Linked DNA regions of Homo sapiens: region 1 is linked to region 2. A link is a contact called in ENCODE Hi-C data. All regions are on one chromosome and are shown on one strand. Each heading gives the region's core, a stretch centred on a gene start or an enhancer-like site at or near the end of the contact. The rest is flanking DNA. Distances are from core to core; before and after follow the strand shown.

The links. Hi-C counts contacts between places; a loop is a spot of excess contacts on that map. Pooled maps may share reads with other maps.
Region 1: a loop to region 2 is called in a pooled map, with 8 times the contacts of the local background. The contact joins the promoter of KIAA1586 here to the promoter of MMUT in region 2. A Hi-C loop is called at or near these places in 3 of 50 pooled maps.

The regions. Positions count from the first base shown.
Region 1 is chr6:57,045,313-57,051,209 of GRCh38, reverse strand. KIAA1586 reads right to left here and starts at 4,517. Exons shown (of 4, transcript NM_020931.4): 1 at 4,434-4,517; 2 at 3,814-3,897; 3 at 356-436. The coding sequence starts at 4,454. RefSeq lists enhancers at 3,052-3,929, 4,746-4,835 and a silencer at 5,465-5,759.
Region 2 is chr6:49,461,469-49,467,169 of GRCh38, reverse strand. MMUT (methylmalonyl-CoA mutase) reads left to right here and starts at 3,917. Exons shown (of 13, transcript NM_000255.4): 1 at 3,917-4,067. It overlaps CENPQ (centromere protein Q), which reads right to left and starts at 3,800. Exons shown (of 9, transcript NM_018132.4): 1 at 3,717-3,800. RefSeq lists enhancers at 2,934-3,833, 4,178-4,247, 3,834-4,734.

The DNA of each region.
Region 1 (5,897 bases), core at 3,268-5,767, 7.6 Mb before region 2:
CCCAGGGTAGAGCACAATGGCATGATCTCGGCTCACTGCAACCTTCACCTCCCAGGTTCAAGTGATTCTCCTGCCTCAGCCTCCCAAGTAGCTGGGATTACAGGCATGTGCCACCAAGCCCGGCTAATTTTTTGTATTTTTAGTAGAGATGGGGGTTTCACCTTGCTGGCCAGGCTGGTCTCGAACTCCTGGCCTCAAGTGATCCAACCGCCTCGGCCTCCCAAAGTGCTGGGATTACAAGCGAGAGCCACCGTGCCTGGCCAACAATTAGTTCTTATGATCCAGTTCAAGCTACCACCAACACACTATTGCACTTAATAAGAAAACTGAACAAACACAAATATAATGTGCTTACATCACTATAATAGGCGCTAGGGTTTTCATCATCACCACAGACCAGATCGATGTATTCAAGAACAGGTCTCGATGGTCCTTCCTAAAAAGGAAGTGGGCAAATTTACAAGTCATGAACAATCATTCCAATTAAACTTAAATTTAACAATCAGTGGGAGATTTTTTTAGTTGGAATTGGGAAAGATTCTCGAGAAAATCTTGCAAGTGGCACAGAATAATTAGAAACAAAACGGGCAAAGGGGCTGGGAGCAGTGGCTCACACCTGTAATCCTAGCACACTGGGAGGCCAAGACAGGAGGATCACTTGAGCCCAGAAGTTCAAGATCAGCCTGGGCAACATAGTGAGACACCAACTCTACAAAAAAAAAAAATCAGATGGGTACGGTGGCTCACACCTGTAATCCCAGCTACTTGGGAGGCTGAGGTGAGAGGATCACTGGAGCCCAGGAAGTTGGGGCTACAGTGAGCTATAATTATGCCATTACACTCTAGCCTAGATAAAATTTAGAGCAAGACACTGTCTAAAAAAAAAAAAGAGGCATGGGAAAAGAGTCAGAGTACATGAATACGTAATACTGTTCCTGCTAGTAAAAAGGAAAAAAAAAAAAACATAATAATGACAAAACCCAAAGAGCCTAAATCTATATAGAGGAATAAAGCCATGTAGATTCCTTTCAAAATGGGAAATAGCACAGATATTGATTTAAAAAGATACAGATTTCAGTTAGGCACAGTGCCAGTCTCAGCTGCTCAGGAGGCTGAGGCAGGAGGATCACTTGAGCCCAGGAATTCAAGTCCAGCCTGGGCAACATAGTGAAAAACCCACCCCCTGGCCCTACCTCATTAAAAAAAAAAGATAACAGATTTCATAGTACAATTTTTTTTAACTGAAATGATTATCAGTAATCTCGAAGTTCTTTGATAACCCTGCTTTATCCTCCACATCACTGTACAGCCAAACATCAAACTCTGAGTCTTCTTGATCCTTTCTTTACATATACACTACCCTCATCATAGACCAGGCCATAAATGCCCTAGTCAAAATCCTAGATTTTATTCTGTAGGCAAAGGAATCAATAAATAACATCAAGATGGGAACATTATTAGAGCTGTTTCAAGAAGGTTAACCACATAAGAGAGCATGTGGGAAGAATACAAACAAGATAATCAATCTAGACAAATGGTAATGTGGTACAAAAATAGTGATGGCAAGGAGGAAGTAACCTTCCCTGTATAGGTACTATATTTCAATAAAATTTACATTAAGATAAGGACTCTTTTTGTATCCCCAAATCTTTTATCATTCCTTTCTTTCAGCATATTGTTTATTTTGGAGGCTAGGTACATGACAGAACACAAAGAGGATTCTGTGCCACAACGCAGAATGAAGGCTAGATAATCAACATTTATATGAAAAGACTAAGGAATCCAAACCAGAATATATCAAGAAGTAACAAACTTTTTTTTCTTTTAATCTGAAGAACCCACAAGCAGAGAACTATACCCAGCAGCATTGCATCTTTACTGGATGGTACTATAAAAAACACAGAGAAATAAGCATATCCTGGTAGAGCCCAGTATAGGATGGGGTTACAAAGGAAAGTTGTCTCTGAGTGTATTTCAAAGTGGAATTAAGTTATCATTGTCTTTTATGTGGCACCACTGAAATGCAACAGGGATGTTTTACTACATTCTTTCTGGTACTGCAATTACACTGACAGCATGTAATTCACTTCTCCATATAAGAGCTGTCAAACCTTTGATCTTCTATTTTGAACAGGGTTAAATATAAAGGGTTCTATCACGCTGGATATACAAAATATTGTATGAAAAGATGTAGAAGGATCTTTATATTTAAAATAAAATTTAAAGTAAGAGTTTTAAACCTCAGCTAAACACAGCCTATATATTAACTCACAATTTAAAATATAATGATTTATTCCTCAGGATATTACACAAATCTATACCTATTTACTTTTCCAAACTTAATTTTGTACATCCCATCTGTGTTTCTCAACGGCACATGGATCATGAATCAGACGTATGTCACTTCTACATACTTTCTCAATGGCACATGGATCATCAATCAGACGTGTGTCACTTCTACATACAGATGCACAAAAAACTCATCAAGATCATCTGTCCCAATCATTCCTGTTTTTATACCAGTTAAGAGGAAACCAAAATTATTTTTCCTAAAGACCCATGAACTCCTCTTCCCAAATGTTTCTCGTTACAAAAACAGAAACCATTGCTCTTTGATTTCAAGTTACGTTGCTTACTCCATAACAACAGTGAAGGCAGAGTCAGCATACAATCTCCCTTGGTATCATCAATATTTAGAAAGGTTCCAAATGTCAGGAACAAAATATACACACACTATTAATTGGGAAATATGTCCAGAAAGTGACAGGGTAAAGAACTTATACACAAAACACGAAAAACAAACAACGATGTTAACAAAACAATGTTTAGGGAGGAAATTTTAATTTAAAAAACAAGTGACTTACAAAGTCGCCCTAAACCTACAAAAACTAAAAAACACAGAAACATTAGACAGACACTCCATTAAAGAAAAATTCTACAGCCTGAATACCAAACTGCAACTAACTACGGCATTCCAAAAGACGAGTTGGGGACAGAACTGTTTTCTGCCTGGCGAGCTGAGATACCACTTTACGCAAAGCCTTTCTAAAACTCCAACAATTATGGATGAAAATCACCCCAAAATATATCATAAAACACTCCCTTCTGCTTTAGAAACCCATTCTGTCCAAAGTGTGCTCAGAAATCCTTATGTCCCTGCACTTGTCTGAAAATGAAGATTCCTAGGCCCCCGCCTGGAAATTCTGATTCGGTAGGTCTGCAGTGGGGCCCAGGAATCTGCCTGTTTATACTTACTAAGGCTTGAAAACTACTGTCTCAAAGGGAACAAACTCAGAAAAATAGAGCATGTTCCCAGTGATGTAGGATTCTTCATTATGAGCATCAACTGTACTATGCCGTAACATGATGATCTCAGAGGTTAGAGAAATCTTCAAGCTATTTGCCTTCATGTTAGAAGCACCATAACGCTAAGATTCTGGGCTCTCACAACCCTTCCTGTTTTCTACGTCCTTGCTCATCATTAGCAGCTCCTTCCTCCGTGTCGCCTTTAGAAGTTACTCTTGCTCCATTTCAAAACAGCGTTTTAGACACCAGCGTTTTTATCTTAAGTTTAAATGAAAGGCAGGGGGCGAGATTAAGTGTACAGCACGTTCTTTAGGACGTGCTCTTTGTGATGGCTACGGGGGTGGCTCAGATAGCTCTTTTGGTAAATTTCCCAATCCTGCGCCATGCTCCAGTGTCTAGTATGTATTAGACACTCATGAACATTAAATGACCAGGTGAGGTAACATTACATAATGGCCCACCATAGTCTTTTACTCTGGGAAAACCCCAATCATCATTGCTACTTACACTGACAAACTGAATGTCGTCTTCATTTTCATCCGTTGTTGACTCAGATGCCTCAGGGCCAGCTGGAGGGACAGATTCTATTATCTATAAAAACAAGCCAAAACATGCTTATCTGTTCAGCCACATTCGTGTAGGAAGAGAGCGTTTCCGAAAGGAACAATTAAAGACAGAGAGCTCTTGAGGAAAACGAACTGAGCACAATTTCACGGAAACCCGACTAGGAACGGAACTCGAGCTCTGGCTCTTGCCACAGAGTGTGCGGAGCTGCAGGGACCCAACGCTGAAAACGCGTTAGTTACCAGCCTCTCACAATTCCCCTTATCTACTCCAGGAGGAACGCAAGCTCAACACCGAAGGGCAATCCTGCCTTAAAACGTCGCTCCCACTGGCCCAGCCGCGGCCACAACGAACGCCAGGGCCCGTGCGGGGGGCCGGGCGGCCATTGTTGCTGCGGGTTCCTCGCTCAGACACGCACCAGGCCCCAGAGCTGGGCTCGGCCCAAGACACTGAAGAGGTATCGCCCCGAGGCTGCGACGGAGCACCAGGCCTCAGACCGCAGAAAACACAAACCCTTCGCGGTTCGCCTCTGAGAACGCCAGGACCCTCACTCGACTACTCACTTCCGACCCCGGGTCTCCCATGTCTCCGACGGCCGCGCTGACAGCACCACTGCTCCTGCTGTCCCTACTGCCGCAGCCGCCACCACTCCCCTTCCCGCCCTGCACCGCCTCGCGCTACCGGGACCCGCCCCTGCGTGAGCTGGGAGGCCACTGGCGGAAAGAGACGAAAACCGCTTCAAAAGAGGGGCAGCCCTCACTGGTCCGCTATCTCCCCGGAGCCTCTTTCTCTCATTCCCGGGCTTCCTTCCCCGCGCCGCAGAGGATGCTGGGATGGTAGTTCCTACCCGCCGCGCGACCGCGCCGCGCGACTGCCCCGCGCGTGGGTGAAGAATGGAAAAAGACTCTGAGCTACAGCGAAGTCGTCTCCCTTCGGTGTTGCTCTACTATAATAAAATAGCCGAGTTCTTTCTCTCACTTTTTCACAACCAAATATTCGTCTATGTAATAGATCAATGGGAATGAAAAAAAATTGTGTGTGATTTGCTCAGAAATTGCCTTACCAAAATCGTGGCTCACCTTTTTATTTTAACATTTATTCACAAATGATTTTAAACATGAAATTTATGAAAGCAAATTTTAACAGAGAATATTCTTTTAAAGCTTTTATTTGTTTACCTCTATCAGCCTAGGACCACCTGTTATTGACAAGTCTGTAGTCCCAGAAAATCACCTTTATCATTTTGACCCTGATCTACAATGCACAAAATTATACAACAAAGGAGCTATGAGGTATCTGATTAGCCAACTGATCTTCAGCAAAGCAAACAAAAACATAAAGTGGGGAAAGGACACCCTTTTCAACAAATGGTGCTGGGATAATTGGTGACCCACATGTAGAAGAATTAAACTGGATCCTCATCTCTCACCTTATACAAAAATCAACTCAAGATGCATCAAAGACTTAAATCTAAGACCCGAAGTCATAAAAATTGCTCAAGATAACACCGGAAAAATACCTTCTAGACATTGGCTTAGGCAAAGACTTCGCGATGAAGAACCCAAAAGCAAATGCAACAGAAACAAAGATAAATAGACTGAACTTAATTAAACTAAAAAGCTTCTGCACAGCAAAAAAAATAATCAGCAGAGTAAACAGACAACCCACAAAGTGGGAGAAAAGGAGAACATAGGAACAAAGGAAAACATAGACTTACTAGGATTTTAAGGAGTTGGTGAAATTTAAGTGAAGCAGTGTTTTGATAGGTTCAAAACCGTCTAGTGCTGTGTGTAAAGGGTTCAACATCACATACGGACTGCATAGCGAGCCCAGGGTCTTGTTAACTTCAAAACTACAAAGTTAACACACACAGAGTATTGTGCTCAGAAACCCCTTCCTCCGTGTAGCCATGCCCTAAGTGTGTGGATTTATTTCTGGGTACTGTATTCTGTTCCATTTGTCTGTGTGTCTGTTTTTATACCAGTACCATGCTGTTTTGGTTACTATAGCTCTGTAGTAGAATTTGA
Region 2 (5,701 bases), core at 2,668-5,167:
CTTGAGGCACTAGACTATAGCACAAAGTTTCTCAACCTCAGCACTATTAACATTTTAGATGGATCATTCTTTGTTGTGGAGACTGTGGTGTGTATTGTAGGATGTTTAGCAGCATGCTTGGGTCTACGTAGACCGTCAGATGCTAGAATACTTCCAACCCCTGAGTAGAGCCAATCAAAATTGTTTCCAGACATTGCCAAATGTCTCCTGGGTCAAAATCAACCCAGGTTGAGAACACTACCATAATGGTTAAGAGCAGTCCTGCAACGAGGGTAAATTGTTCAAGCTCCAAATCTAGCCCTGCCACTTAATTAACTGTATATCTTTGGGCCAGTAAATTAACTCATTTTCCCCATTAGTAAAACGATTAATAAAAGTACTAACATTAAAGGCTTTTGTAAAGCAAAAATGATGTAACAAAGAATATATAAACCACCTAGAACGGTATTTGAGACATAGTAAGAATCCAATAAACAAAAGACATTGTTTCTATCACTTCTGGGCTACTCACAGTGCATATAAAAATGAATAGGTATTTTGTCCCATTCTTAGATCCAAGGGAAACCACAGCTTAGTGATAGTGCACAGGTAGAGACAGATATGAAAATAATTACTATGTGTATTTATAAATGTTATAAAGAGGCAAGTGAGCGAATGACTGTCTTAAACTGGTTTGTGCTATGGGTAAGAATGTACAGGCATAACTCTTTTTATTGTGTTTCACTTTATTGAGCCTCGCAGACACTGTATTTTGTTGTTGTTGTCTTACAAACTAAAGGTTTGTGGCAAGCCTGCACTGAACAACTATATTGATGCCATTTTTCCAACAGATTGTGCTCACTCTTCACATTTCTGTGTCATATTTTGATAACTCTCACAATATTTCAAACCTTTTCATTATTATATCTGTTATGGTGATTGATGTTACTCTGTAATTGTTTTAGGGCACCATGAACCATGCCAATATCAGACAGAGAACTTAATAGGTAAATGTTGCGTTGTGTTTTGACTGCTCCACCAACTGGCTGTTCCCTGCCTCTCTCCCTCTCCTTAGGCCTCCCTATTCCCTGAGACACAATGATATTGAAATTAGGCCATTTAATAACCCTACAATGGCCTCTAAGTGTTCAAGTGAAAGCAAAAATCACACCTCTCTCACTTTAAATTAAAAGCTAGAAATGTTTAAGCAAGGTGAGGTAGGCATGTCAAAAGCCAAGATAGGCTGGAAACTACACCAGTTAGCCAAGCTGTGAATGCAAAGGAAAAGTTCTTGAAGGAAATTTAAAGTGCTATTCCAGTGAAGACATGAATGATAAGAAAGCAAAAACAGCCTTATTACTGATAGGGAGAAAGTTTGAGTGGTCCGGGATTGAAGATCAAACTAGCCACAACACGCCCTTAAACCAAAGACGAATTCATGGCAAGGTCTTAACTCACTTCAATTCTATGAAAGCTGAGAGAGGTGAGAAAGCTGTAGCAAAAGAGCCTGAAGCTAGCAGAGCTTGGTTCCTGAGGTTTAAGGAAGTAAGCTATCTGCATAACATGAAAGTACAAAGTGAAGCAGCAAGTGCTGATGCAGAAGCTGCAGCAAGTTATCCAGTTCTAGGTAAGATAATTGATGAAGGGGCTACACTAAACAACAGATTTTCAATGAAGACAAAACAGCCTTCTATTGGAAGATGCTATCTAGGACTTTCATATCTAGAAAGAAGTCATTGCCTGGCTTCAAAGCTTCAAAAGACAGGCTGACTCTCTTGTAGGGGCTAATATGGGTGGTGACTTGAAGCCAATGCTCATTGACCATTCTGAAATATCCTAGGGCTCTTATTCTTTTAAATCTACTCTGTCTGTGCTCTGGAAATGGAAGAACAAAGCATGAGTGACAGCACATCTGTTTACAGCACGGTTTACTGAGTATTTTAAGCCCATCTTTGAGACCTACAGCTCACAAAAAGATTCCTTTCAAAATAATACTGCTCAATGACCACGTACTTGGTCACCCAAGAGCTCTGATAGAGATGTACAAGGAGATTAATGCTGTTTTCATGTCTGCTAACACAACATCCATTCTGCAGCCCATGAATCAAAGAATAATTTTGACTTTCAAGTTATATTATTTAAGAAATACATTTTGTAAAGCTATAGCTGCCCTAGACAGTGATTCCTCTGATGGATCTGGGCAAAATAAATTGAAAACTTCTGGAAATGATTCACCATCCCAAATGCTAGTAAGAACATTCATGATTCACGGGAGGAGGTCAAAATATCAACATTAACAGGAGTCTGGAAAAAGTTGATTCCAACCCTCATGGATGACTTTGTAAAGGTCATGACTTTGTTCAAGACTTCAGTGGAGGAAGTGATGAAAGATCTGGTGGCAATAGCAAGAGAAATAGTGGAGCCTGAAGATGTACCTGAATTGCTGCAATCTCATGATAAAACTAGTGGAAAAGAAGTTGCTTCTTATGAATGAGCGAAGTTCTTGAGATGGAATCTACCCCTGGTGAAGATGCTGTGAATATTCTTGAAATATCAACAAAGAATTCAGAATATCACAAAACCTTAGTTGCTAAAGCAATGGTAGGGGTTAAGAGGATTTACTCTAATTTTGAAAGAAGTTCTACAGTGGGTAAAATGCTTTCAAACAGCATCACATGCTACAGAGAAATCTTTAGTGAATGGAAGAGTCAACTGCTGTACAAAATTCATTATTTTGTTATTTTAAGAAACTGCCACAGCAACTCCAATCTTCAGCAACCATCACCCTGATTGGTCAACAGCCATCAACATCAAGCAAGACCCTCCACCAGCAAAAAGATTAGGACTTGCTGAAGGCTGAGATGATTAGTAGCATTTTTTAGCAATAAAATATTTTAAAATTACAGCATGTAATTTTTTTTTACACATAATGCTATTGCACACTTAATAGGTTACAATACAGTGTAAATACAACTGTTATATGCACTGGGAAACCAAAAAAATCGTGTGACAGGCTTTATTGGTCTGGAACCGACCCCGCAATATCTCGGAAGTATGTTTGTACATTATTCATAGAAAAAGTATTATTCTAATAACATTTTGAAATATTTAGCCAAAAAGTAGAAAAATGAAGCATCCAAGGGAAAACAGTAAAACTCGGACGGCAGGAAAGCTCGGAAAAAACACAAAAAACCTGGCGTGTTCAGGGACAGGATAATCCAGCGAGGCTTTTAATGTGTATAGGAGAAGTGAAAAGAAATAAGGCTGGTACAGTAGTTTGCCGCCAGACTATATGCTTTAGGAGAGAGGGAGGCATTCTAGGTTGTCTTGTTTTTCTTACCAGCTTGTTGATACTCATGGGACTCAATTACCTCAATTTAGACCTCTATGTGGGCACAAGAGTGAGTAGGACTCCTGGAGAAACACAGACACTAATGTCCAAGGCTGCACTTGACTTCACTAGTGCCCGCGGGAGAAATTTAGCAATGAGGATGAGCCATGAGGATGATTCGGGAGAAATAGGAAGTATTCATGGCTTTGCTCCCTCCCCCCTAATCAAACATCTCAATCTCAGGATCCTAAGGGCAGATCTTTTAGGACATCGGGCATTTCCCCGTAAGCAATCCCCCCTCGCTATCCTCAAATGCAAACTGCGGAGTCTGCCACAAACGCGTTGGCTTTAAAACTCATCCCTGAACTTTAGATCCACCCAGCCGGTTAAGGATATCACGACTCACCACTGATTCTTCTTGCACCCTTCTGAGAGCCGCGCTTAGAGTAATTCGCGCCCAAACATTCGTAAACAGAGGAGACCCGGAAGTGGGTGGGAAGAAAGCGGAAACGGGCATCTAACCCTACCCCTAAACGTCATCAGGAATGCGCCCATGAGAGCGCTATTAGATTGGCTGGAGGGAGGGCGGTGTCGGCCTACGCCCCCAGAGTCGTCCGGCTGACGCTGGCGGTGGCGCGGTTTGTGTGGGCTTGGTGAGGGCGGGGAGGCCTGGCTGTGTGGATGTCTGACAGGTGAGGCGGGGGACGCAGAAGTGCAGCCGCCCTCTCCCACAGCGGAGTCCAAAACAGGCCTACCAGTGAGTAGGACGTACACCTTTCAGATCGCTCCATTCTTCTGGCTCCTGTCCCTCCTCTACCCCTGTATTTTGAACTTTTGTCCTTTCTCTCCCGCTCTGTCCTTTACTTCTGTCTTCTTTACCTTCCTACTGTGACGGGATCCCACTCTCTGCCTTCTCCTTAGGTTTAGATTTTCACTTCGACCAACCTCTAGTTTTGGGCGAAGTCCCTGGCAATTCGGAGGTACTTCTGGAAAGAAGGTGCTTTTAATACTTTAGGGGCCATGTCGGTATCTTCTTTGGCCACTTAAGCACCCTGAACTGTTCCCGTTGGCAGAGGTCACTTTTTGTATGGTTCCAAAGGGATGCGCCTGCTTCATGGCTGCCTCCCTTCTAGGTTGTGGGTTATGTTATTGTCAGGGTTTTTCTAAGAGTTTTCGGGAATAAAAGTGATTTTCTGTGTGTAAACAGGATTAAGAGTGTAAACAGTGTTAAGAGTGAGAGGTAGAATAGAAAAGACAGGTCTAAATTGACATAAAAGCTTACATTACTAACTCGTTCTCAGTTTTATCTAGAAAGAAGGTGGTCTTAGGGAAGCTCGAAGCCCTGGATAACGTATGTGTGTAAAGTTTTAAACCACTTGATGATTTTCTGCCAATATAATTTTGTGTTTAATGATGTACTTATGCTAATATCAAATATAATTTTCATGCCCTATGTTTCCATCTCCAAACCCAACTAGTTGAACATCAAAGTACCTTCTTGAAGTATTAATGTGCAATCATACGTCAGCAGCCAAAGCTTGAAACTTATTGGTTCAAGAAATCTTTTTCTCACTGATTTGTTTTTGAGGTGTGGGGGTGGGATTAATCATTGCTCTTTAACTCATTTTAGTTGTCAGTAACATATTTGCTTTGCATGTTGCTTCTTTGAATGCTTGAGGCCTCTCTTGATGGTCTTCTGAGAAAATTCAGAGGTCGTATTGCCATCCGCAGTAGTTGTGTTTTTATCTAAAAATGGTGTCTGTTTCCAGCCTCCACCAATTCACATGTGATTTTCAGGAAGTCACTTAAACGGGGCTCTTTCCTATTAGTTGTTCAGATTTAGGAAAGCCCACGTGAAATGAGTGTGATATTTCCTGCCAACAGTTTAGTCTCAGGTGGTTTTCAAATTACCTTTTACAGGATTACTATTGAAACAGTTTAGTTGTTGCTTCATTATTTTTTTCATCCACCTTTTAAGCTAGTAAATGTAGTGGATGGCTTGCAAAAAGATGGATGACAAGGACCCCATGGATTTAAAGAATAAAAATCGTGCTAGTATTAAAAAAATGGAAGGTTTTTTTGTTTTGTTTTGAGACGGGGTCTCTCTCTGTTGCCCAGGTTGGAGTGCAGTGGCACGATCTCTGCTCACTGCAACCTCTGCTTCCCGGGTTGAAGTGATTCTCATGCCTCAGCCTCCTGAGTACCTGGGATTACTGGTGTGCGCCACCATGCCCAGCTAATTTTTGTATTTTTAGTAGAGACTGGGTTTCACCGTGTTGGCCAGGCTGGTCTTGAACCCCTGACCTCAGGTGATCCACCTGCCTCGGCCTCCTGAAGTGCTGGGATTCCAGGCGTGAACCACCATGCCCAGCCTTTTTTGTTATGTTTCCA